3 separate regions of the Mus musculus genome follow, and all the other regions are linked to region 1. A link is a loop called in an ENCODE intact Hi-C map of the cell type or tissue named here. Cell type or tissue: heart. All regions are shown on one strand.

Region 1 (8,000 bases):
TTCTGCTGCCACCTTCTGCAAACTCAAAGTCACCTCCTATAAAATGCAAGGCCAGAGTCGCTCTGGAGTCTGAAGTAGAGGACATAGCAAGAAAAAATTTTTTTCAGGGAAAAAAAATGAGATCAGGAAAGATATTCTACATTTAGTCTTTGTTTAGATCTAATCATCGGGAGGAGAACAAACAAGAAAGACATAATATACACACAAGCCGTAGTTCAAAATCAGACTCTAAAAAATAACATCTGTAAGGCATCATAAGTTGGAAGGCAATAAAGTGAGAACTGAGGGTTGCCGAAGCTGTCAACCAATCAAATCAGTTAGAATCAGGCATTCTCTCTCTCTCTCTCTCTCTCTCTCTCTCTCTCTCTCTCTCTCTCTCTCTCTCCCCACTCTCTCTTTCTTCCCACTCTCTCTTCCCCTCTCTCTATCTTCTTTCTCTCTCCCTCTCTTTCTCCATCTTTTTTTCTCTCTTCCCCTTCTTCACTAGCTTTCTCTGTCCCCATGTGTTTCCAGCCAGCCTCTTCTTTTCTTCCTCTCTCTTTCTCCTTTCTCTTTCTCCTTCTCTGTGCCCCCTGCCCATTTCTCTGCCCTTATCCCTGTTTTTCAGGTCCACCAAGTTGTTTTATGCTGCATTATAAAGCATAACAACGGACACAAAGGCAACTTTCTTAAAGACTTTATGTAGTAGCAATGTGTCTTAAAGAGATAGTAATTCCAAACTGTGTGTCTGAAGTCAGACTGGTAAACAGCCAGGTCTGAGAGTGGGGTTGGTACCACAGTATTTAGTTGAAGGCCAGACTTCAGATATTTTAGATTTAAAGCCCTGTGATTGGGTGGGAGCTCGCTCTGCAGGTCGTGTTCCAGCAGACATACATCAGCCAGCATCAGGTTGCCATCATCTCTTACAAATGATGGAGAAGGAGAAAATCAGATGGAGTATAGAGCCAGCATATCACACAGCCCCTGAAAGAAGTCAGCCTGTGACCTTGGCCTCCAACTAAACACTGAGGTCTCCAAAAGGGAAGAGTTTTTCATTAAAAATGGAATGTTGGCTTTTTCTTTAGGACAGAACTCTTCTACCATGCCTGGGGTAGAATGAGGGATGAGTTAGCTTGTGCTCAAGAGAGCTGTGCTGCTCAGAGAAATGAATCATAGCTGAGGAGGATAAGGAAAGAACGATTTTACAGCAAAGTGCCAGGCCATTGGCAGGCCTGGGCAAGCTAGCTTCACTTTATCTCATGGATGGGCATCAGGGAGCAAAGCATGACCCCAGCCAGAAGGCAACTTCCATGTGCTTACATTTTGTGTATGGTGCCTGGAGACAATGCAGGGACAAGCATGACCTAAAAGAAGAGTGAAAGTGCAGTGTTGTGTGTGTGTGTGTGTGTGTGTGTGTGTGTGTGTGTGTGTGTGTGTGTGTGTGTGTAAATGCATACATGTGAACATTTCTGATTCTAGTAGGTCCCAGGCATGGATCTGGAACAGTATTTGAGTAGAAATAGAAATCAATCTTTTCACCAGTATTTCTAATACTTTGAATTTCTAAGACATTTCAAATAAACCTCACTTCCTGTCTACTCCCTAGACAAATATACTTAGAAAGAAAGAAAGAAAGAAAGAAAGAAAGAAAGAAAGAAAGAAAGAAAGAAAGAAAGAAAGGAAGGAAGGAAGGAAGGAAGGAAGGAAGGAAGGAAGGAAGGAAGGAAGGAAGGAAGAAAGAAGAAAACCCTGAGGTGTTTTAATCTCTCTGTATAGGTAGCACCCCACCCCATTTTCCATTTTTTCCAACATGAGCTGGCATTAGAGAGTCTAAGCAGTCGCAGTCGAACACCTCTGGCAGGTACACAGTGTGACCTGTCTCCAGTGTCTTGAGAGCAGGAGCCGTGTGGGGAAAGGCAAATCTCATGGGAAGTGATCCGACTGAGAAACAGAGTCCGGCATAAAAGTGGCTTCTGAGAATCAGGCCCTGCAGCTCTCTAGGAAGGAGAAGTGGGCTAACCACTCATCCTTTATTCAGAAGAACCTAACACACTGCAGCCTCTTAAATATTAATGAATCCACCAGCAATAGGAGACCCCCCAGGGTTGTCTAACGACCTTTACAACGGTTTGATTCCTGTGAAAAATCTACCTCATTAATTTTGCAAAAACAAACAAACAAACAAACAAACAAAAACCCCTTAGACGGTGTTAGACATGGCTCATTTCCAACATATTAAATTAAGGCAATGGAGCGATCATAAGCTACAAACCAGAAAATAAAATGGCAAAAGGACACTAGACATTTCCAATTGCACAGACTTTTCTGAATTGTTCCACAATGTACATTAAGGCTAAAATCTTGACTGTGTCGTTTCTTAATTGCAGAGACCTTGTGGTAGACTGACAAATAACTCTCCTCAAGAATAGAGAGTCAGTCCTCAGAACCGTGGTGCTATGTAATAGGGCAGTAGAGTTTTGCTGTATAGGTAGGATCCCCGAACAGGGAGACTCTCCTAGATATCCAGGAGGGAGCCATGCTACCACACGGACCCATTTGAAGGGAACATGGAAAGTTCAAAAAACAGAAAAGGCCACATAGTGGTAGAGGCAGGAGCGAGTGACAGTGCTACATGAAAGGGAAGACAGTAGCCTCCAAAAGCTAGAGAAACAGGACAGCCTCCTCTGAGGCTCCTGAAGTAACAGCAGCCAATTCCTTCCTATGAAATACTTGTTACAATATCAAAAGGGATATGTGTGTAAATTATGGATAACCCATAATAGAGCCTCCATGTTTGCCTCAGCCTTGGCAGTGTCCTGTCAGCCCCTCACAGGTAGGATGTGGGTTGGTGTGGCTTCCGCTAATTGGGACACCTGTAACCACTCAATGACCATGAGACTATATAGCACAAAAGGCCAGCCCTGGAAGATACCAGTTATGGACAGTGACCAACCAAAGGGATCATTTCCTCTCTTGGAAATTGTGACCTCAGTATGGCTTCAGAGATGCAAGGACCAGAGTCCAGTGGTGTGGAAAGCGAGGGAGCAGGAAGGGGCGGGGAGGGAGCATGGGAGACAAATGAGATGGGAGAGAAAGAAGCACTAAGCAGCAGCTTCCTGCAACCATGACCTCACATTGCCCCATGGTTTCCATAGCAACCATGACCCGAGCCAGGCCTCAAATGACCCCTGAACTGATGAACAATAGTAAGTAGCATTCCAGCTCTTCACAAGACTCAGAGCAGCTGCTGAGATGGACCCAGGCTCCCTCACCTTATTTAATGAGAAGGTTCTGTTCTTTGCAACCTCACAGAGCCCAGTCAGGGTTTCCTGGTCTTAGTTTTTAATCTTTTAGAAAATCACTGAAGGAAAACGACTTGAATCAAAACACCAATAAAGAAATATGCAAATGGCCAATAAGCTCATGAAAGTATGTTCAGTGTCATTAGATATTGAGGCAATGAAAACCAAAAGTACAGCGGGAGACCCACCTCACAGCCTCGGGAGAGCTCAAAAGACATTAGAACTGAAGACAGGCACAGTGCATGCATACAATACTGGTAGTACAATACGTGGTAGCCACCACAGGGAAGAGTTTGGCAATTTAGACTTTGACAGAATGTCATAGTTAGAACAGAGCAGCATACAGCCACAATCTCTACTCCTAACTATATACCCAAAGGTCACAGAAGAGGCATTCAAATGACACCTGCACAGCTCTCATAGGGACGATAGATAGTCAGAACCCCATAAAAGTGCAGATAAGGAACCATCCATGAGTGGGTAGACAGGTTTGGGAATAGATGTGCAATGGCATGTGACTTAGCTATGAAGGAGACTGAAAACTGATACACACTGCCAAGTACATGGACCTTGAAAACACTGCTATAGGAAAGAAAGCAGCCACAGAAAGCTATACAGTGTATAAACCCACTTCCATAAAACAGCAGCAATGAGCACATTCACAGAGATACAAAGCTGTGGGCCAGAATTTGCCCAGGGCTTGAGGAAAATGGGGGAGGGCAACTATTTGTGGGTATATAAGTTACTTTGTGGTGGTAAACAGTGCTAGAAATATGTCACACACAGCTACATAGCACTCTGAAAATACGAAATGCACAATTGCACTCTGCTGGGTGGTTAGAATGATTCCTTGTATATGAATTTTATAATAATGAAAAAAGTTTGTGGAAAAAGTACTTCATGACACTTGTTCATTTATTTGCTTATATATGTGACATGTATATAAACACATATGCACACTCGCGGTGACATAAACAGAAACTGAAATGATATGTAAAGCATACCAAGGGTGTGCTAATAGTAATCCATAGTTAGGTGTTGGCTGTGTGTTTCTGATTAGATGTATATGTAATAACCATGTCCATCATTTATAACATTGTATCATTGTAATTTAGAAGACGTATATAGTCTTCATTATAATAACCATTTCAACTTACAATTCTGCTACAGATACAATAGACACCTTGCACCCGGCTGTGTGTGCTTCTGGTGCCTTTGGGACCTGGGCTGTTCTTATCCCACAGTGGTCAAGTCTTGGCTGAACGACACCCAGATTCTCCGAGTAGTCTCTCAAAGTCTCCAACCTCACATGAACGTTACGGTCAGCCTGGGGCTGGAGAATGTTTTCTACAATGGAGTAAAAGCCAATGATTAGCATGCGTCTGTTCAGTCTGTCTGGTCTAGCCTCTGGGTGAAGAGAGATACTCAGTACAGATCACCTGACCTTTTATGTTACTAGTTTAATTTGATAATTTGACCCCACCATTTAAACTGGCTCAATGATGGGGTCCAGTCAGTAAAGAGATAAATAGATATTTGATACTTCAAAAGAACATTACAGATCTTTGCAAAAATAATGTAAATTTCTCAAGCAAATGACAGAGTGTATTGAGAAAGACACCAAGGGAAACACTCTTGCATTTTATTTATTTTGCCTATCAAAATAGACCAAAAGCCGTTCATCCTCTTGATCGGCAGGTGGCGCTGTGAACGTATCTTTGAAATTGAAAACACAAAAGCCATTTTCTTTAATCCCTCAATTACATAGGACATTTGAAATGATTTGTTTTAATCGGAATAAATGTCACTGTTAGTGACAGTAGATAATCCCTAAAATTCTCAAATCCTCCGCAAATGTTAATGGAATCACTTCATAGAAATAGCTTTTCAAATATTATCCGTAAGCTTAATAAACTGGGTTCGTTATGAACGGACTGGGTTATTTTCCTGTATATCGTCCTTGATTGCAGCTTCACACACAGCTATCTATTTAATCCTGGAAAACTCAGACGTTATTATTCCCGCTTCTCAAAGAGAAAATCGGGTCTCACACGGGTTACATTTTTTTTTACCCAAGTCCCATACCCCATTGATGAAGAGAATCACGCTTCAAAATCAAGCCTGGCTCCCTGGTGCTTAACCACAGCACGAAAGCATTTCAAAGGCAGAGCTAAATTGGTGAAAGTGTAGTAGATTGTAGTAAGGACTGAACAGGCTCAGGGGATTTTTAAATGCTAATTTCATTCCACCTTCAGTGCCATTTCTATTCAAATCACACAGATTGTTTAAAAACGAAAACAAGTCTGACCTTTTTTTTTTCCTGTGGGGAAAGTCTGGAGTCAGGAGTCAAACAGAGCTTCACAAAGACCTGGAGCCACACTCCCACACCCCTGTAGACAGAGACCTTTAGGCTGTGTAAAGGGGAATCTCAAGAAAGGAGCGGGGCTGCCCAGCAGTGAAAGGGGGAGAAAGAGATATGCAATTTGCATATCTAAAATTTGACCTTTTTGTGATCAGATAATCTTTTGCCCTATGAAATAGAAAAATCTTTGCCCACTGTGATCCCATTCTGAACTTTAAAAAGCATACAGAGTGCAAATTTGAAAAGTTTTATGTGATGTAGGAGCAACCAAACGTTCTAAGTCTGACACGCAGATCCAATGTAGTCAACTATGAAGGTTATTAAATGGACATGAGACATCTCTCTTTTCTTTCTAAAAGCAATTGTTACTCAGGCCTGAGGCTTAACTGAGGCTTTTCAGCTCCTGGCACTAGGGCCTCCCATTATGAGTCGAGTCACCATTTGTCCTGGGAGAAGGAACACTGAGCACATGGACAGTATTTCAGCTAGGTGAATACTTACCCTGGTACTTAGGACAGACAGTACAGTAGTGCGCTGGCCAGTTTCACACTGTCCCTCTCATAAAGCTCTCTACGGTCACACCTGAACATCAGCCCTATGACATCAGTGCCGGCTTAGCTGCCAATGTAACAGTCCACAATCACCTGGAAAAATATTCTTAACAAGGAATTATCTAGATCAGGTTGGCTTGTAGGCTTGCCTGTGGGGTTGGGGGAGTTTTAATTCATGTAAGACTGAGCCATTTCAGGTGGCACCATTCCCTAGGCAGGTTTCCAATAGCAGAAGAGAGGCGAAAACTGCTGAGAGCAAGCAAACAAGCAATAATCAGTATATTCTCTCTTTGCTCGTGACTGTGGATATGATGTGAACAGTTTCCCAAGTTCCTGCTGCCTTGACTTCCTGCACAAGATGAATAGAATCCTAGAATCTGGAGCTAAAACAAGCTTGTTCTCCCCCTAAGTTGCTGGTTGTTAGGGTGTTTGTCTTAGCAGCAGGAAAGAGACTAGAACATCTTACCTCTTTAATGGGATGTCAGGACACAGTCGGGAAGAGAAAAACACCTCAGGCTTGTCCTAGGACAGAGATAGCAGGTCACAGAAGTGTCATGGAATGAGCACTGGACAAGGCTATCCCAAGAGATCCCAAAAGAGGGGCCCAGCTTCTACCCCACTCCGTCCACACCGCCTTTCCACCATAGTCCATTTTTTCCCCATTACTATCACTTCTGGTGCGGCAACCAGCAGAGCTCACATTCAAAGCACAATGTGACACTTGCTTTCTAAGTAAATAGACATTCGTTTCCTAGAAATCCTGGTGACTGAGTGACAAGGCATGGCCCTTCACGCCCCTGAAGGAACAGCGGGACCTGTTCTTTCTGTATAGATAGTACACATTTCTATAATAAAAGTTAGATAAAAGTTAACACACACCCTAATTGCAAGTATTAACATGTTTAGCTGAAAATATGAATCAAAGTCTTTCTTTAATTAAACATCAAAATTTTGTCTCATTAACTGGCTCCAGTTGTCCACGGTGGAGGGGGCGGGGGGGGGGGGAGATGTTTTTCTGGAACTTTATTTTCTTATCTCCTTCTACTTCCTATCCAGTCACTTTTTCCAGAGTCAGTGGGGGCTAGATAAGGGAGAGAATGAATGAAGTAGATGAGAGCTACTATTTCCAGTCAGATCCCAGCTCCCTGGGTCTGGCAGGAGCAAGGGCTAAGTGCTTTATAGAGACATCTGTACAGCTTCTTCAGAGAGGCCCAAGCCTTTGGATTCTCTTCCGAAGCACTCTTGACTAGGCAGAGTTTTCACGTGTTCTAAGCATGCTCTACCATGGTGCTGCCCCAGCCCCAGCCCCAGCCCCAGCCCCAGCCCCAGCCCCAGCCCCAGCCCCAGCCCCAGCCCAGCCCCAGCCCCAGCCCCAGCCCCAGCCCCAGCCCCAGCCCCAGCCCCAGCCCCAGCCCCTGCCCCAGCCCCTGCCCCAGCCCCAGCCCCAGCCCCAGCCCCAGCCCCAGCCCCAGCCCCAGCCCCAGCCCCAGCCCCAGCCCCAGCTCCATTTCCTGGGCCTATAAGAATTACATCTATTCTTCCAAAACCTTGCTATTCTCCTTCTGGTCATTTTCAACAAAAATCAGCATAGCCCTACTGTAGGAGGAAGGTCTGTAGGTAGCCTTAGCTACCCCAAATCTCCCTTGTCTCACTATAGTTCTCAACATGACTGTAGAACGTACTGTGAACTCAGTGTATTAGAAAAGGAAGAACGGACCAGGACAGCCTCCACTATGTCCTCATGTCTCCCAGAATAAGAGGGTATGCAACATTTAGTTGGTGACAAAGTAGAAAAGTACTTCCTGA
Region 2 (8,000 bases), 62 kb after region 1:
CTCTGTTATTTGCCAATTTCATTTAGATCACCTTCATATATGTATATATTTTAGGAAGCTTCTACTATTTTAGTTTTCCATGTGGCCCCTCACATTGCCCTTAGTTTTAGCTGTCTCTTCCTGTATTTCCTCCCTCACCACCTCCCTTCCCTACTCCTGGTTGATCCTCCCATTCCAGTGCCCCCTTGTCTAGTAGGGACTGAACAGAGAACTCAGTTGGTAAAATGCTTTCCATGAAATCATGAGGACCTGAGTTCAAATCCCAGAACTCATGTAAATAGACCCAGGCACAGTGCTACCCACTTGTAATAGAAGTGCTGAATGGATACACATGGAACTCTGCAGCTCACTGGTCAGCCAGTCTAGAGCTAAGCAGGCTCCAGCTCCAGGCCAATGAGAGACCCTGTTACAAAAACAAGCAAACAAATGAAGCACATTCATGTAAGTAAAAACACACAAAGATCATATTTTAAAATATTTAATCTTTCCTAATTACCAAGTATCTTTCTTCTATTTTGTGCCAGAAATTGCATTTGTTACTTTGTATGCAAAGACAGACTGGAAAAAATTAAAGCAATCTCCCTTCTCTGTGGAATTCCACCCAGTGGTAAGATGTATATATGCCTCAACAATAGGAAACAATCCCTTTCTACCAGGACTTTGATGGAGTGGGACCAGTAGAGAGAGGCACAGCTGTCTCACCATGCTGTCGGGTTCCATACAAGCTGTAGTGCTTATGAATCTTGAGTAAAATGAGAATGTGTTCCATTACTGCCAATTTCATAAAACAAAGTATACTGTGGGATTAAAGATTCATTGATATAGCCCCAAAACACAAAAGTATATACAGGTTTTATATTTCAGTATTTTATAATTAGCCTAATATGTCAGGCTTCAAGAAATTTTAATCTTTCTAGAAAATTATACATATATACATTAATATTGGCTAAATGCTTTAAAGTGATACTACTTAAAACATAATTATATACACTCTACATATTCAGGACCAGTCTTACTTAGTAAAGGAAAAATGAGAATTTTCTTTTCTGCTTTTTAAATGTGTTTTTTCCCGTCTGTTTTTCACTAAATAGTAAGCCCCTGGAAACAGAGTCTTTTCCTGTGACTCCCTGGCCCTCTTACACATCTACACTGATACACAGAGTCACAAAATTGTTTTGATGTTGGGAGGGCAAAAGGATTTTGGAGCCTACCCACAACCTAATAAACAGAGGACTCACCTGCTATTTGCCCAGATTTGGTTTAGAACTACTGCACACTGTGGCTGGAACAGATCTACTGGAATACAAGTGGATTCCAGTAACCATTGATTACTGCCACTCATAGAAATTCAGTGCAGTGATTTTCATAGAGCATATGTCATCACACTGAGCTACATTCATTTTTATTGCTGTGATGAAACACCCTAACCAAAAAACAAACAAACAAACAAACAAGCAAACAAACAAAAAAATAAATAAAACAAACAAAAAAAACCCAGCTTAAATAGAAAGGGTTTATTTATTTTAGCTTACAGTTACAGCTTACAGTTCAAATTACAGGGAAGCCAAAATTTCAAAAACTTGAAGCAACTGTGTATATCATATCCACAGTCAAGAGCAGAGATAAATAAATGCATGCATGCTAGTCCTCAACTTGCTTTCTCTACTCTCATATAGACCATGGCCCAAACCAAGGGAATGGAGGTGTCTACAGTAGCTGGGTCTTTCTACCTCAATGTCAGCAATGAAGATGATCTCCCACAGAGAAGCCTATAGGCAAACAGGACCAAGATAATCCCTAACTGAGCTTCTCTACCAAGGAAATTCTAGGCTGTGTCCACTTGGTAATTAAAACTAGCCATCACATACAGGTTGAATTGCTTCCCTTAAAACCTTTACATGTAATTATTTTTACATGTCCAAGTCCTTGTTCTTAGTACCTCAAATATCACCTTACTTAAAAATAGCTGAAATATCCAACAAAAGGGAGAGAGAACTTATAGAGATCATATGGAGAGGTTAGGCATGGCCTCCAGTTGATGGATGGGGCCACCTACCCTTTTCCAAATTTCATCCCAGAATTGCTATTGTCTAAAGAAAATACAGGGGCAAAGAGTGGAGCAGAGACTGAACAAAAGGCCATGTAGAGACTGCTCCACCTGAGGATTCATCCAATATGCAGCCACCAAACCAACGCAGATACTATCGCTGATGCAAAGAAAAAAAACCAAAAACAAACAAACAAACAACCAAAAAAAAAAAAAAAACGCTTGATGACAGGAGCCTGATATAGCTGTCTCCTGAGAGGCTCTGCCAGGGCCTTAATGATAGAGATGTGGATGCTTGCAGCCAACTATCAGACTGACCATGGGGACCCCAACTGGAGGAGTTAAGGGAAGGACTGAAGGAGCTGGAGGGGTTTGCAACCCCAAAGGAAGAACAACAATATCAACTAATCATAAGCCCCAGATCTCCCAGGGACTAAACCACCAACCAAAGACTACACATGGAGGAACCCATGGCTCCAGTTGCATATATAGCAGAATATGGCCTTGTCTGGCATCAATGGGAGGAAAGTCCCTTGGTCCTGTGGAGGCTTGATGCCCCAGTGTACGGGAATACCAGGACAGGGAGGCAGGAGTGGGTGGGGGAGCACCCTCATAGAAGCAGGGGCTAGGATAGGGGGTTTGTGGAAACCAGGAGGGGATAATGGGGGGTAACATTTGAGATGTAAATCAATAAAATAAGCAATAAAAATAAAAATAGGGACCTTAAAGAATGATGTTAGTTATAACATAGCCATATTGGATGAGAATGGGTCCCACCTCCAATGTGATGATGGTATCTTTACAGGTAAAAAAACGATTCCCACTCTAGCCAAAGAAACAGGAAGGCTCCCTATAAATATTCACCTCTCTCTGTGTCCCTTCAAAACCAACCCCAAAGTCTTCTCCATAGCTCTGTACCTGCTGCAGCCTCCCTTCCCCTTCCTGGCCCCATCTCCAGTGAATCACAGAGATCTCCCCCTTGAAACTGCCTACCCCCTCACTTTTCTCATCCCCCCAGCCCTGAACTCCAGCAGGCATTCTCTGGGAACCACCAGGGCACATCAGCCAGGGAAGCAGGTAGGCTAACTTTGTATCTTTACCTCTCCTTCAAATCTGAATTCCAGCATCGTTCTCAGCCCTGTAGCAGACAACATAAAGCAGATTCCCCTTCCTTTCCGCCCCAACGCCCAGGAGACCAGACAGCTCTTCATGATGAGTGGAGGAGGGAAGGAAGGCTGGACAAGACACACTTTTAAATCCTTTGCTCTACGATGGTATTATACCTGCAAGATATGCTAGTGTGATGGTGGCACAAAGCTTGTGTGAGTAACCAACGAGCATCTGATTTGACTTAAGACCCATTCCACAAGATGACATACCAAGATGACACTGGAGAGATGGCTCAGCAGTTAAAAGCACTGGTTGTCCTCCCAGAGGTTCTGAGTTCAATTCCCAGCAACCATATGGTGGCTCATAACTATAATGGGATCTGATGCCCTCTTTTGGCATGCAAGTGTACAATGCAGATTGAGCACTTAAATAAGTAAATGAATAAGACTGATGCCCTCTTCTGGCATACAGGTGTACATGCATGTGGGGTCCTAGAGCTGAACAGAGAAGTAGGCACATGTCCCTATGCCTAATCCAGAAGCGATTTCCAGCTCATAACCACTTAGAAATGAAAATTTACTTTTCTCCAAGGAACTCTTGCTGGGGAAATGAAGAACTCTTTAAGGGTAGACCGAATGCCCAGCACAAAAAGAACTCAGTGGCATCTTTGGAGGTTCCTTGTCTCATAATGTCATGTATGGGCTTGTTTTTTCTTTTTCTTTTATTTTATCCATATTTTTCTTCTCTCTTGGCAGGTACTTTGCATATTTATTATGAATGCCAGCTTAGTGTTTGGATTGGATACCTGAGTGTGCAAATGATTGACTCTCTGTCTCTTGTGCCTTCTTCTCTTTGGGTCCTTTCTTTCTAATTGTTTGGTTTGTCCTGCTCCATCCTCTGTGTTAGTTTTTGTTTATCTTATTTTATTTTAGGATTATGTTTTAGAAGCATGCTTGCTTTCTAATGACAGACAGAAAGGGGGTAGATTCAGACAGGAGGAGAGGTGGAGAGAAACTGGTGTGGTTGAGGGATGGAAACCATAATCGAAAGTATCATGTGGGAAAAAAAATCAATTTTTTGTAATAATATAAACCTTCTTTATTCTTAAAGTCCATGCTAACATCCATGTATTCAATACAATATTTCAGTGTCCTCAAGTCACCATTTAGATTCACTATTTTCTTTTAAACTTTTTATCTTATGAAAGAAATCTAGCCGGACTGTTACCATGAAGTGCACTTGGGCAGAAGACCCCAGTGGACCACCCGGTGTGTGATGGGGAGGGTCAGTTAGATGAAGCCACAGGATCTCCCTGACACAGGAAACAACAGGATATCCTAGAGGAGACTCAGTGAGGATCCCATATTGATGGCACTGCAGAAGCCAGAGAGCTCAAGGTGGACTAATGACTCAATGCAAGTGAGTCTGCATGTAAAGATGTATGGACAAAAGAGTATACTGTGTGACACACTAACACTGCTTCCATAATGAGGGTTTTTTGTTTCTTTGTTTTGTTGTTTTTAGTTTTGGATTTCTTTTTTACTTTTTATTTTCTTTAGGGAAAATGTTGCAAGGGCCAAGGGCACATGTGAGTGAATGGGGGGATGAGAGGCATTGGGGTGCATGATGTTGAATTCACAAAGAGTCCTTACAGAGCTAAAAAAGTAAAACAAGCCAGTCACCAAAAGACAGATATTACAGGTTCCATTTACCTGAAGTGTCTAAAGTAATCAAATTCACAGAAATAGGGAAAAGAATGTTGGCTACCAAGGAGTGGCTATGGGCAGAAAGGAGGAGTTTTTACATCAGTTTAGAGTTTCTGTTTTGCATTATGCAAATGATTTGTAGATTTGTTGTACAAACTGTAAGTGTGGCATTACTGAATTGCACACATAATAGTGTAAAACAGTGACTTCTGTGTTATACTCCTTTTGCTGCAATTTATTTTTTGTTGTTGTTGTTTTTCATTGTTTTATTTTTATTTTTAACATTATAAGGAATAAATGTAATAAACCAAATACATGGACAGAAATACAAGAATCATATGATCATCTCAATGGAAGCAAAAAAAGAAAGAAAAAGTCTTTGATAAGATTTAGCATATCTTCTTTTTCTTAACAATTTTTATTAGATATTTTCTTCATTTACATTTCAAATGCTATCCCGAAAGTCCCCTATACCCTCCCCCCCCCCCCGCCCTGTTCCCCAACCCTCCCACTCCCGCTTCTTGGCCCTGGTGTTCCCCTGTACCAGGGCATATAAAGTTTGCAATACCGAAGGGCCTCTCTTCTCAATGATGGCTGACTAGGACATCTTCTGCTACATATGCAGTTAGAGACACGAGCTCTGCGGGTACTGGTTAGTTCATATTGTTGTTCCACCTATAGGGTTGCAGACCCCTTCAGCTCCTTGGGTACTTTCTCTAGCTCTTCCATTGGGGGTCCTGTGTTTCATCCAATAGATGACTGTGAGCATCCACTTCTGTATTTGCCAGGCACTGGCATAGCCTCACAAAAGACAGCTATATCAGGGTCCTGTCAGCAAAATCTTGCTGACATATGCAATAGTGTCTGTGTTTGGTGGCTGATTATCAACTGATCTTTTTAATAAAACCTCTAGAACAAGAATGACTGTAGGAAATATATGCCAACATAATAAAGGTTATGTATGACAAACCCATGGCCATTATCATCCTAAATGAATAAAGCCATTAATAAGCCCCATTAAAATCAGGAATGAGAGAGGATTGCCCACTATCCCTACTGCCCATCCATAATGTGATTGGAGCATTGGCTGGAGCAATAAGACAAGAGAAGGGATACAAGTGGGAAAATATTAAGTCAAATTATTTTCAATTGAAGATTATATTATCTTATATATACCCAATGTTCCCAAAACTTGACTAGAAAAAATGTAGAAATTATCAATAATTTTAGCCAAGTGTTGTGATACATAGTTGATTTACAAAATTTACCAGTCTTAATGCATATGAGTAACAAGCATGCTGGGAAAGAGATCATGAACATGCTCCTCTTCCCAGTCTCTCAAGTCAAATAAAATATTTATACATAACAAAAGAGGTGAAAAAAAACTCCACAATAAAAACTTTAAATGCATGGAGAAAGAAATTAAGAAACATACTAGAATTTGAAAACCTCCCAAGCATATAGCTTGGTAGAATTGACATTGTGAAAAAAGGCCTTCCTACCAAAACAATTTACTGATTCAATGAAATCACAATCAACATCCTCATCTCATTCTTCACATAAGTAGAAAGAAAATCCTCAATTTGATATGGAACAACAACAGACCCAGAATAGCCGATTAGTCCTAGGTAAGTGTTGGTTTCTATTCATTTTGAGTGTTTTAAGTGCTAAGTGCATCTGTCTAAGACCCCAACTTTTATACATCTGTTTCTATTGAGTGGATTTTGTTCAATATTAGAATGGCTACTCCCGCTTGTTTCTTGGGACCATTTGCTTGGAAAATTGTTTTCCAACCTTTTACTCTGAGGTAGTGTCTATCTTTGTCACTGAGGTACATTTCCTGTATGCAGCAAAATGCTGGGTCCTGTTTACATATCCAGTCTGTCAGTCTATGTCTCTTTGTTGGGGAGTTGATTCCACTGATGTTAAGAGATATTAAGGAATTGATGTTAAGAGATGAGGTGATGTTGAGTCCATTGATTTTTAAGAGACATTAAGATTGTTACTTCCTGTTATTTTTGTTGTTAGAGGTGGAATTATATTTGTATGGCTATCTTCTTTTGGGTTTATTGAAAGATAACTTTCTTGCTTTTTCTAGGGTGTAGTTTCCCTCCTTGTGTTGGTATTTTCCATCTATTATCCTTTGTAGGACTGGATTTGTGGAAAAATATTGTGTAAATTTGTTTTTGTCATGGAATATCTTGTTTTCTCCATCTATAGTAATTGAGAGTTTTTCTGGGTAAAGTATGCTAGGCTGGCATTTGTGTTCTCTTAGGGTCTGGATGACATCTGCCCAGGATCTTCTAGCTTTCATAGTCTCTGGTGAGAAGTCTGGTGTAATTCTGATAGGTCTGTCTTTATATGTTACTTGATCTTTCTCCCTTACTGCTTTTAATATTCTTTCCTTCTTTTGTGCATTTGGTGTTTTGGTTATTATGTGACTGAAGGGATTTCTTTTCTGGTCCAGTATATTTGGAGTTCTGTAGGCTTCTTGTATGTTCATGGGCATCTCTTTCATTAGGTTGGGGAAGTTTTCTTGTATAATTTTGTTGAAGATATTTACTGGCCCTTTAATTTGGAAATTTCACTCTCTTCTATTCCTTTTATCCTAAGGTTTGGTCTTCTTGCTGTCTCCTGGATTTCCTGGATGTTTTGGTTTGGGAGCTTTTTGCATTTTCTTTGACTTTTTTTTTATTACGTATTTTCCTCAATTACATTTCCAATGCTATCCCAAAAGTCACCCATTTGTGTCATTGTTTTCTATGGTATCTTCTGCACCTGAGATTCTCTCTTCTATCTCTTGTATTCTGTTGGTGATGCTTGCATCTATGACTCCTGATCTCTTTCCTAGGTTTTCTATCTCCAGGGTTGTCTCCCTTTGTGATTTCTTTATTCTTTTTATTTCCATTTTTAGATCTTGGATTGTTTTGTTCATTTCCTTCACCTGTTTGATTGTGTTTCCCTGTAATTCTTTAAGGGATTTTTGTGTTTCCTCTTTAAGGGCTTCTACCTGTTTACCTGTGTTCTCTTGTATTTCTTTAAAAGAATTATTTATGTCCTTCTTAAAGTCCTCTATCCTCATCATGAAAAGTGATTTTAGATCCGAATCTTGCTTTTCTGGTGTATCCAGGACTTGC
Region 3 (8,000 bases), 150 kb after region 1:
TCAGGGACTTTAGATACAGATGATTCTGAAATTTCAGTTTTCAATGAAAATCTGAATGGCTGGCAACATAGTTAAACATCTGAAACCTTCCCTAACTCTTCCTATGAAATCTGGAGACAGTTTTAAAACGCTACTAATTTGAATTTGAGATATATGATAATTCTGTCTCATAACTGAAAGTAAAACGTATCCTTTTACCCTTGAAATTTTGGAATTCTGTGTAATAAGAACTTATGTATTTGACCGCTAAATAATTGAAAGAAAAACAGAAGCCAAGGCAGGAAGATTCCAAATTTTTTTGTTTTTTGTTGTTGTTGTTTGGCTTTTTGAGACAGGGTTTCTCTGTATAGCCCTGGCTGTCCTGGAACTCACTCTGTAGACCAGGCTGGCCTCGAACTCAGAAATCCGCCTGCCTCTGCTCCCCCCCTCCCCCTGAGTGCTGGGATTAAAGGCGTGCGCCACCACGCCCAACTAGATTCCAATTTTTTGGGCAGCCTGGGCTACATAGTTGAGTTCAAGGTCAGGCTAGGCAAGACCCTGTCTAAAAATAAATAAATGAAGTAGTTAATTTCCCAAACTAATTTTAATTTATATTTGTGTCCTAAAGATATGAAAGAGACTTGGAAACTATCTCTTCAAACCTCCTCAATTCAAACATCCCTTCTTTATTCCTAACTCAGAAAGTTTTTTCTCAGTCCTAAATTTTATGGTGTCTAAGCCTTTACACATCATTTAATATTCCCAACTAGATCCTTCATACTGGGCCAAAAATAGCATATATATATATATATATATATATATATATACTCATTCCCCCATGGATTTCAGTAGCGTAGAAGATAAACAAAAGTTTACTGGTAAAATACAGTCCTCAAGACCATATGCAATAAATGAGAAGCGGCCTCATCAAACATACTCACTTTAGAGTCCAGTTTGGTTTGCTCTTGCATTTCCAGGTTGAGACTCATGTCATCACAAACCAACTAACACTGTTGACTGAAGAAACTCATCATCTTTAAATATAGGAAGCTCTGAAGCAAGTGGCTCTGTTCCTTATGACACACCAATTCTACTTCCCCTTTTCATCTGCGTGTACAGATTGTTTACACACAGTACATTAACCCACGGTTATGTCAGTACTGCGATTCCCTCAGTTAAAAGACGCATGGCAGAAAAGAAAAATCCACCATTAACCGCTCTACAGTCACTGGATTCCCAAGACAAATTCAGGGATGTTCCTCCCATCGTGTTTGAGGGACCTGCTTTCTACTTCTAGACTGGTCACACTGAGAACTGTCTGGCTCACTTGAGGGCACACAGCTTGGCTGAGAGTGCCCCCGAGTTCTCAGAAAATGCTTCAAAGCAACAGCGGTGAAGTCTGACACAGGCATGCATGGGCCTTCCCGCCAGCTACCCTGGTTCTAACACTTGCAGAAATGACCTCATCTTTATCACTGCAGCACTGAGCAGAACACAAGCACTTACCAGGGCCAGAGTAGAACCTACAGAGGATCTTTTTATTCCCGTCCTAAAAAAAAAATACCTCCTAATCGCCAAATTCAACCCTGGTAGAAATCACACTTTTTTTTTTTTCATCTTCAAATGTTGAGGGAGAGACAGGGAAGAAGACACAGGTGTTTATGTTTAGCTAGATGTTAAAAATCAAGTCTACCCTTTCCTTCTGTTCACCTCGCTGTCATAGTCACTTTGCCTATTTGCAATGCTTAGGAGGAAATGTTTAGACAATAACTTCTTTTCCCTTTGTCTAAAACAGTCTAGGACTTTGAATGGCTAGCCATATTTATATTCCCATGAATTTCCAATTAATTTTCACTGCATACCTGATAAAAAATCAATAACACACACTTTGGAAGTCAATAATTTAGGGCAGATATTAAATAATCTTAACATATGCCTTTAGGGTCAACTTTTCTTTCTCCTGGCTTTCACGACACGCTGTAAATACTGCTGGAAATAATATACCTTAAAAGCAGTATTACTTGATTTGAAAAAAGAAAAAAGGTTCTTTTTTTTTTAAATGTATATATTGCACATTGATGTCTACAGATAGCCGAAGAGGCACAGAAGCAGCCACTGTACCCTGCACTGTGTGTAAGCAGACACTGTAAGATGGAGAATCAGGTAAACAGATGACTGAATCACTGAGGGGGGGAGGGGGACTCAGGCACAAAATAGAATGTGACGTTCTAAGCAGACCATTCATGTTAATAAGAGAAATTGTTCAAGAACGGATAGGAATTTACAATATAGCAATGTGGTAAGCATGCCTCACACCGCACAGGTGAACTTAATATGAAACTTGACATGGATTTCCAGTGACAGGAGCTGTTTCGCCACCATGTATTCTAGAATTTTTCTGCCAAGTGTACCATTTGTGAGCATGTTGACTGGATTCCCAGGAACTAGCCAGAAAAATATATACACCATCGGTGCCTATGTCAAAGCTTTGCCATCATTTTCAGACACACACCAGAAAAAAAAAAAAAAGGTAAAATGACCCGTGACCTGGTGTCTCTGCTTGTCAACCACAAGCGGCCTCTCTTGTCCATAGATGTAACCTAAGCTGGCCCAGATGGCCTGGCTCTGCTAATGCAGGGAAACTGGGTTTGTTTTCAGGGTGGGTGCTGCAAGCACCAGATGTATTTATAGAAGAGAACAAGTCTCCGATGGAATGAGATGACCGAAAGGAAGTTTCTTCCACGCAGGAGAGGCAGCTTGTGGAAAGGTCTAGATTCCACAGCTTGGTTCCAGTCCAGACTCTCCAACTACCAGTTATGAAAACTTAGTAAAGCCTTTTTTGGTCTTTACCGTTATAAAATTTAGACAACTGCGCTTGCCACAGATAGATAACAAATTGACAAATGAAAAGGCTGGGGTGGTGAAGGTTTTCAATAAACATCACCTCAACTTCCTGCTGTCCAGCCACAATTATGCCTCAAAAAAAAAAAAAATCAAACTGAGTTTTCCATGTTAAAGCTGGAAGGCATATGCTGATACGTAGGGAGGAAAAAATAAATAAAAAAATAAAAACGACTTGGGTGGAGGACTATATACTGAAGGACTTCGCCAAAAATGGAGCTAGAATATTGATAAAGGGGAAGGAAGATGGCATGGGAAAAGCATCAGGCGAATACCTCACGGGCAGAAACATCAACAAAGAGACTTTATGTAAGCACGAAACAAACTTCGGAAGCCACGGATATCCTGTGAACCTGCTCTATGGCCTCCATTCAAAAGGCAGCTTTTAGAGCTGTGCCAGAAGCGCGCCATCCACAGGCCGCCTGGTCCATCCCAGGCCCCACTATCCCGCAAACCTGTCCCCTAAGCCCGGGCTGCTCTCCAGCCTCCGAACCTCCAGATGGGATGGCCAGCCGAAAGCGTGCGGCTAGAGGGATTGAGATGGAAACCTGGGGATGGATGAAAGAATGGGGAGAGTGGGAAGGAACGCGAAAGTGAAGGGCTGCAGAGAGCAGGGCGAGGGGCGAGCGCCACAATGAAGGACGGGCGGAGACTGCGACAAGCAGGCTCGGGGTCCCGGGCGGGGGCTGCAGGCGAAACTGGGGCGTGGGAAGCCCGCAAGGGGCGCGGGATGGGGCGCAGGCGAATACTCAGGCGGGGAGGAGGCCGACGGCCCCCGCAGGTGCCACCGGGCGCGGGCTACTCACGGTATACAGCAGGTTGAGCGCGCACAGGCAGTTCTTGGAGCACGAGAAGCCCCCGCACACCATCGTGGCGCGTGGGCTAGCGGGTGCCTGCGGGTCGAGGCGTCTTCCGCCGGGCTGGGCGAGTAGCTTCTGGATCCTGGCCTCCTGAGCCTGTGGCCCGGGCTAGGCTCGGGGCTCGGGTTCGGGGTTCAGGATCAGGGCTGCAGTGCCGCGCCCGCAGCGGCTCCCACCCGCTCTGCAACCTGCGGCCGCAGCGGATCCGCCGATCGCGCGCCCCGCCCCGCCGCCTCGTCTCGCCCTGCACTCTGATTGGCCACTGCTAGGGAACAAAGGTAGAGATATGCAAATCAATGCGCTCTGGGGTCCGGGAGAGGCGGGGCAGCTCAGCGGAGGAGAAGGAGGAGGAGGAGGAGGGGGCCCCGAGACTGTCTGGAGGGAGCCGGCCTCTGGCTCACGAGACTGTGGCCTCTGTATAATTTCCCCCCTCCCAGGTGAACAGCAGAGGGCGGGGCTCCACGCTGGCAGGAGAAATGACAGCACCTCTCTCCATTCTTGCCCTGTGGGTGACGTGGCACCATTTTGAATGAGATGATAAAACAAATCGAAGCACCTGGCCTCGTTTGAATGAAAGAAAGACGACAAGAATGAAAGATTTACAGAGAACAGGGAAGGGGGCAATGAAAGGAAAAACATCAGTGAAAGACTAAAAAGAGCAAATAAAAACTAATTTCTCTCGACATAGGTAAGAAAGGTAACCTGTAATTGTGACAGATTTCAGATCAAGAGGACTTAATCTACAGGGATTTTTGAAATACTAATAAACCTTATGAATACATATGTGCAAAATAAATCAGGAGTCTTTATTCTTGTAGTGGGATCCTGGGTTTTAGGGGCCTATTTTTGCATAAATACAAGCTAGGAAGCCTTTCGATAACAGATTCAATTAATTTATCATCACTTTTGTTTGCTGCATCTTCATCCTGATTCCTAACCTCTAACTAGATTATTAGAAGTATATCATGCACTATTTGACAGACCCCCTTGCATAGAATAAAGTGTCCTATCAGATGCACCAGTGCGCCTGATGGTTTTAAGGCACTCACTACTGGGTTCCAACTGTTAAGCGGCAGTAAAGGCTTGGTATTTTCTATTTGGTATTTTCTATCAAAAGAAATTCTACCAATAGGTTTTATAAAGAGATTTTTAAGGGCCTTAAGAGTTGGCTCAGCTGTTATGGCACTTATTGCTTTTACAGAGGACCCCAACACCCAAATGGCACTCACAACACCTGTCTCTCCAGTCCTGGGGATCCAGTGCCCTCCTCTGACCTTAGTGGGCATCAAGCATGCACATGGTACACACATGCAGGCAAAACACTCGTAAAATAGTAAAATAGATCTTTTAAAAAGCGATTTTCAAATTTACTGTACATTTTGAGCCTAAAACTTCTCACGGTTAGGTGAATGTATGTCAAAAAACAAAAACAAAACAAAACAAAAAAAAAACCCAAAAAAAACAAACATAAAAATCATTGACTTAAACAAGTTAATTAAATACCTTCTCTTCAAATACTCCAGCCTATTTGTACTTCCTTTAGAACTCACCATGCAAATAAACACTCATGGATTTTACGTCTCTTGCAATCCTTATCAATCTTGTATGTATTCCCAGAAACATTTTTAAAAATTAGTATGGGAAATAACTCTGCACTCCAAACTATACTGCTCTACTTTTCTTTTTAAAATCCAGAATTTTAATACTTACATGGTGGTGCACGTCTTAAATTTCAGTACTCTGGAGGCAGAGGCAAGCAGATCTCTGTGAGTTTCAGGTCAGTCAACACTGCATAGGGAGACTCTGTTTTAAACTATATAAATAAAACTAAACTAAGCAGTTTACAAAGAAGTGTCAACAAGAAAATCTGAGACTCCAACACCAATATCCTATCCAAATAAAGCGTAAGCAGTTTTCAGGGTGGAAGTAACTACTTCAGTCTCAAGCTTTTCTTTTCTACATACTTCGTGTATTTTAAACATTCTGAAAGATTTGGGTGGGCAAGAGAATTGTATTTGGAAGTCAAGCTTGATAGCATATAGCTATAATCTCAACCCTGGGAAAGCAGAGGCAGGAGAATTATGAGTTGAAGACTAGCCTAGATGGAATAACAGAATCTATCTAAGAAAGAAAGAAAGAAAGAAAGAAAGAAAGAAAGAAAGAAAGAAAGAGAAAGAAAGAGAAAGAAAGAAAGAAAGAAAGAAAGAAAGAAAGAAAGAAAGAGAAAGAAAGAAAGAAAGAAAGAGAAAGAAAGAAAGAAAGAAAGAAAGAAAGAAAGAAAGAAAGAAAGAAAGGAAGAAAGGAAGAAAGGAAGACAGGATCGGACTCCCAGAACTCACAATTCCAGGGGATCCCACCACTCTGGCTTCAGTGCACACCTGCACTCAAGTGCACATATATTCACATCACCAAAAATAGCATGAATCAAAAGAAAATCTTTTGAAGTATCAAAAGGAAAGACATCCAGTGCTGAGGAGGTAGAGACAGGCAGATAGCTTCCTGGGGCTCACTAGCTGCCCAGTCTGGCCTATGCAGCAAGCTCTTAGGCCACCATGACTGTGTTGTAAAGTAGGGGGGAAGTGCCTGACGAATCATAGATACCTCAGGTTGTCTCCTTGCCTCCTCATGCACGCACACCTGTGCTTGAACACCTGCATGCATGCATGCTTTATCACACAGTCATGAATGCATACTCACATGTCCATGTGCACAGGCAAAATAAAAGCATGGCTTCAATCATTGTCCACTGCTTTAAACTGGTGTCTATTACATGGGCTGAGTTGTTAACTGACATAGGAAGGCAGGCTTCATAAAAAGTGTTTTGGTATGAAATACATGATTCTTTCATGAAGAAATAAATGAACTGGATCTTTATGCTACCCTCGGTAGACTAGTAAGGAAGTGATGTGCTGATTGCCTCCTACCCAGTCGATGGAGGAGACTGTTCAATCCACTTCTACACCCCAACCCTGTTCTTTTGTCCCTTTCCTGCTCCCTTTCATTCCTCGCTATCTTCCCTTGCTCCACTCGCTCTTTGTTCTTTCTCTCTCTGTAGCATTTGTTGTTATTGTTATTTTTTTTCTGAGACAAAGATATCTACTTATATAGCCCAAGCTAACATCAAATTGCATCCTCCTGCCTCAGCTTCCAGGTGTTGCAAAATACAGACATGGGCCACAACCATCAGCTGCTTGGGATGTCATTCTGAGCCGCAGCAAAGACAAATTCTTGTGAGTCTTTCCAGATCTTCCAAGAGTTTGCCTGCCAAGGCTGGGTTAAAGGTGAAAGAGGTTAATCGGAGAGGAAAACCTCAGAGTGGGACTCAGGAAGAAATAGGAGTCTGGGAATGCTAGACCAGCAGCCAGCACGCAAGTGTACCTGTGCAAGGGTGGGGAGAGGAACAAAGAGGGAAGGGGCAGAAAGGTCACAACGAGAGAAAGAAAGTCTGAGTGTAACACAGTTCTAAGATCTGCCAAGGCAGCTATGAGTTGAATACAGTTTAGTGTCTCCCCAAGACGCCCTGGACTGAAAATTATTTCCCATTGTGAGTTACTTAAGAAGATGGGAACATAATCTGACTTCACCTTTGGGAGGTGATTCAGGTTAGATAATATCGATGGGATTTTAAAAAACCCCATTATTGTACCTTGATAGCATTATAAAAAGAGTAAAAAACTTTGGTTACAGGGAATAAAAAAACTCAAGATCAACTGACCAGAGAACTTCCTCTCCTCTAGAGAGCTTTGATAGAGTCAGAAAGTGCTACACAGATTGCTGGGGGGAAAAAAAGCCACAAACCATCTTATCCAGCTGTGATCCCTGTGAGCTATGTAACCAACCTGCCAGACAAGGTGGACAGTGTACCCACTGATAGAATAGTGACAAGACTGTTGTGGAAGAAAACAACTGTTTTCTGTTGGGTTGTGGCCCTGCTTTCTATAGGAGAGAATATAGGACTAGTGTTATTTATCTGATCACAAGTAAGGCTGTGGAGCTCCTGGGCCCGAGAAGGGGGAGAGGCACTGCAACTGTCGTTTCCTTAAGTGGGCATGATGTCACATTGACCTCTCAGTGTGTACGTTTCCGATAGACTCTGCTGCTTTTCCCTTGGTCAGAGAAGCTGCTGTTTACAGTGTGTGACAGTTACTGCAAAGTCTGCTAACTGGGGAAAGACCTGAGAGAAAGTGACTGTTGACTACTCAGCCCTAAATAGGAAACACCTGTATTACCCACGCCTAGGCTCAGGGAATATCACAGAAG

Evidence for each region. A loop is a pair of places that touch in the nucleus more often than their neighbours do. Peaks named below come from ENCODE experiments on the same cell type or tissue, not always from the same donor. Only the 100,000 strongest peaks of a DNase experiment are listed, where the experiment ranks them.
Region 2: it touches region 1 in a loop (2.5-fold over the local background); 11 of 42 quality-filtered maps call a loop at or near these places.
Region 3: a loop joins it to region 1, with 2.6 times the contacts of the local background. A loop is called at or near these places in 7 of 42 quality-filtered maps.

What each region holds. Positions count from the first base shown.
Region 1 is chr12:35,891,408-35,899,407 of GRCm38, forward strand. No RefSeq gene overlaps it. Among named protein-coding and RNA genes, the nearest start is that of Agr3, 30 kb to the right of the region's middle. In heart, a CTCF peak has its summit at 4,973 (motif pointing right); a DNase peak (open chromatin) is centred at 3,074; H3K4me3 peaks cover 578 bases; H3K27ac peaks cover 347 bases.
Region 2 is chr12:35,953,819-35,961,818 of GRCm38, forward strand. No RefSeq gene overlaps it. Among named protein-coding and RNA genes, the nearest start is that of Agr3, 32 kb to the left of the region's middle. In heart, a CTCF peak has its summit at 3,629 (motif pointing left); no DNase peak of the experiment used is centred here.
Region 3 is chr12:36,038,565-36,046,564 of GRCm38, forward strand. Tspan13 (tetraspanin 13) reads right to left here and starts at 3,914. Exons shown (of 6, transcript NM_025359.3): 1 at 3,687-3,914. The coding sequence starts at 3,749. In heart, CTCF peaks have their summits at 3,290 and 3,921; DNase peaks (open chromatin) are centred at 2,637, 3,277 and 3,997; H3K4me3 peaks cover 1,995 bases; H3K27ac peaks cover 1,301 bases.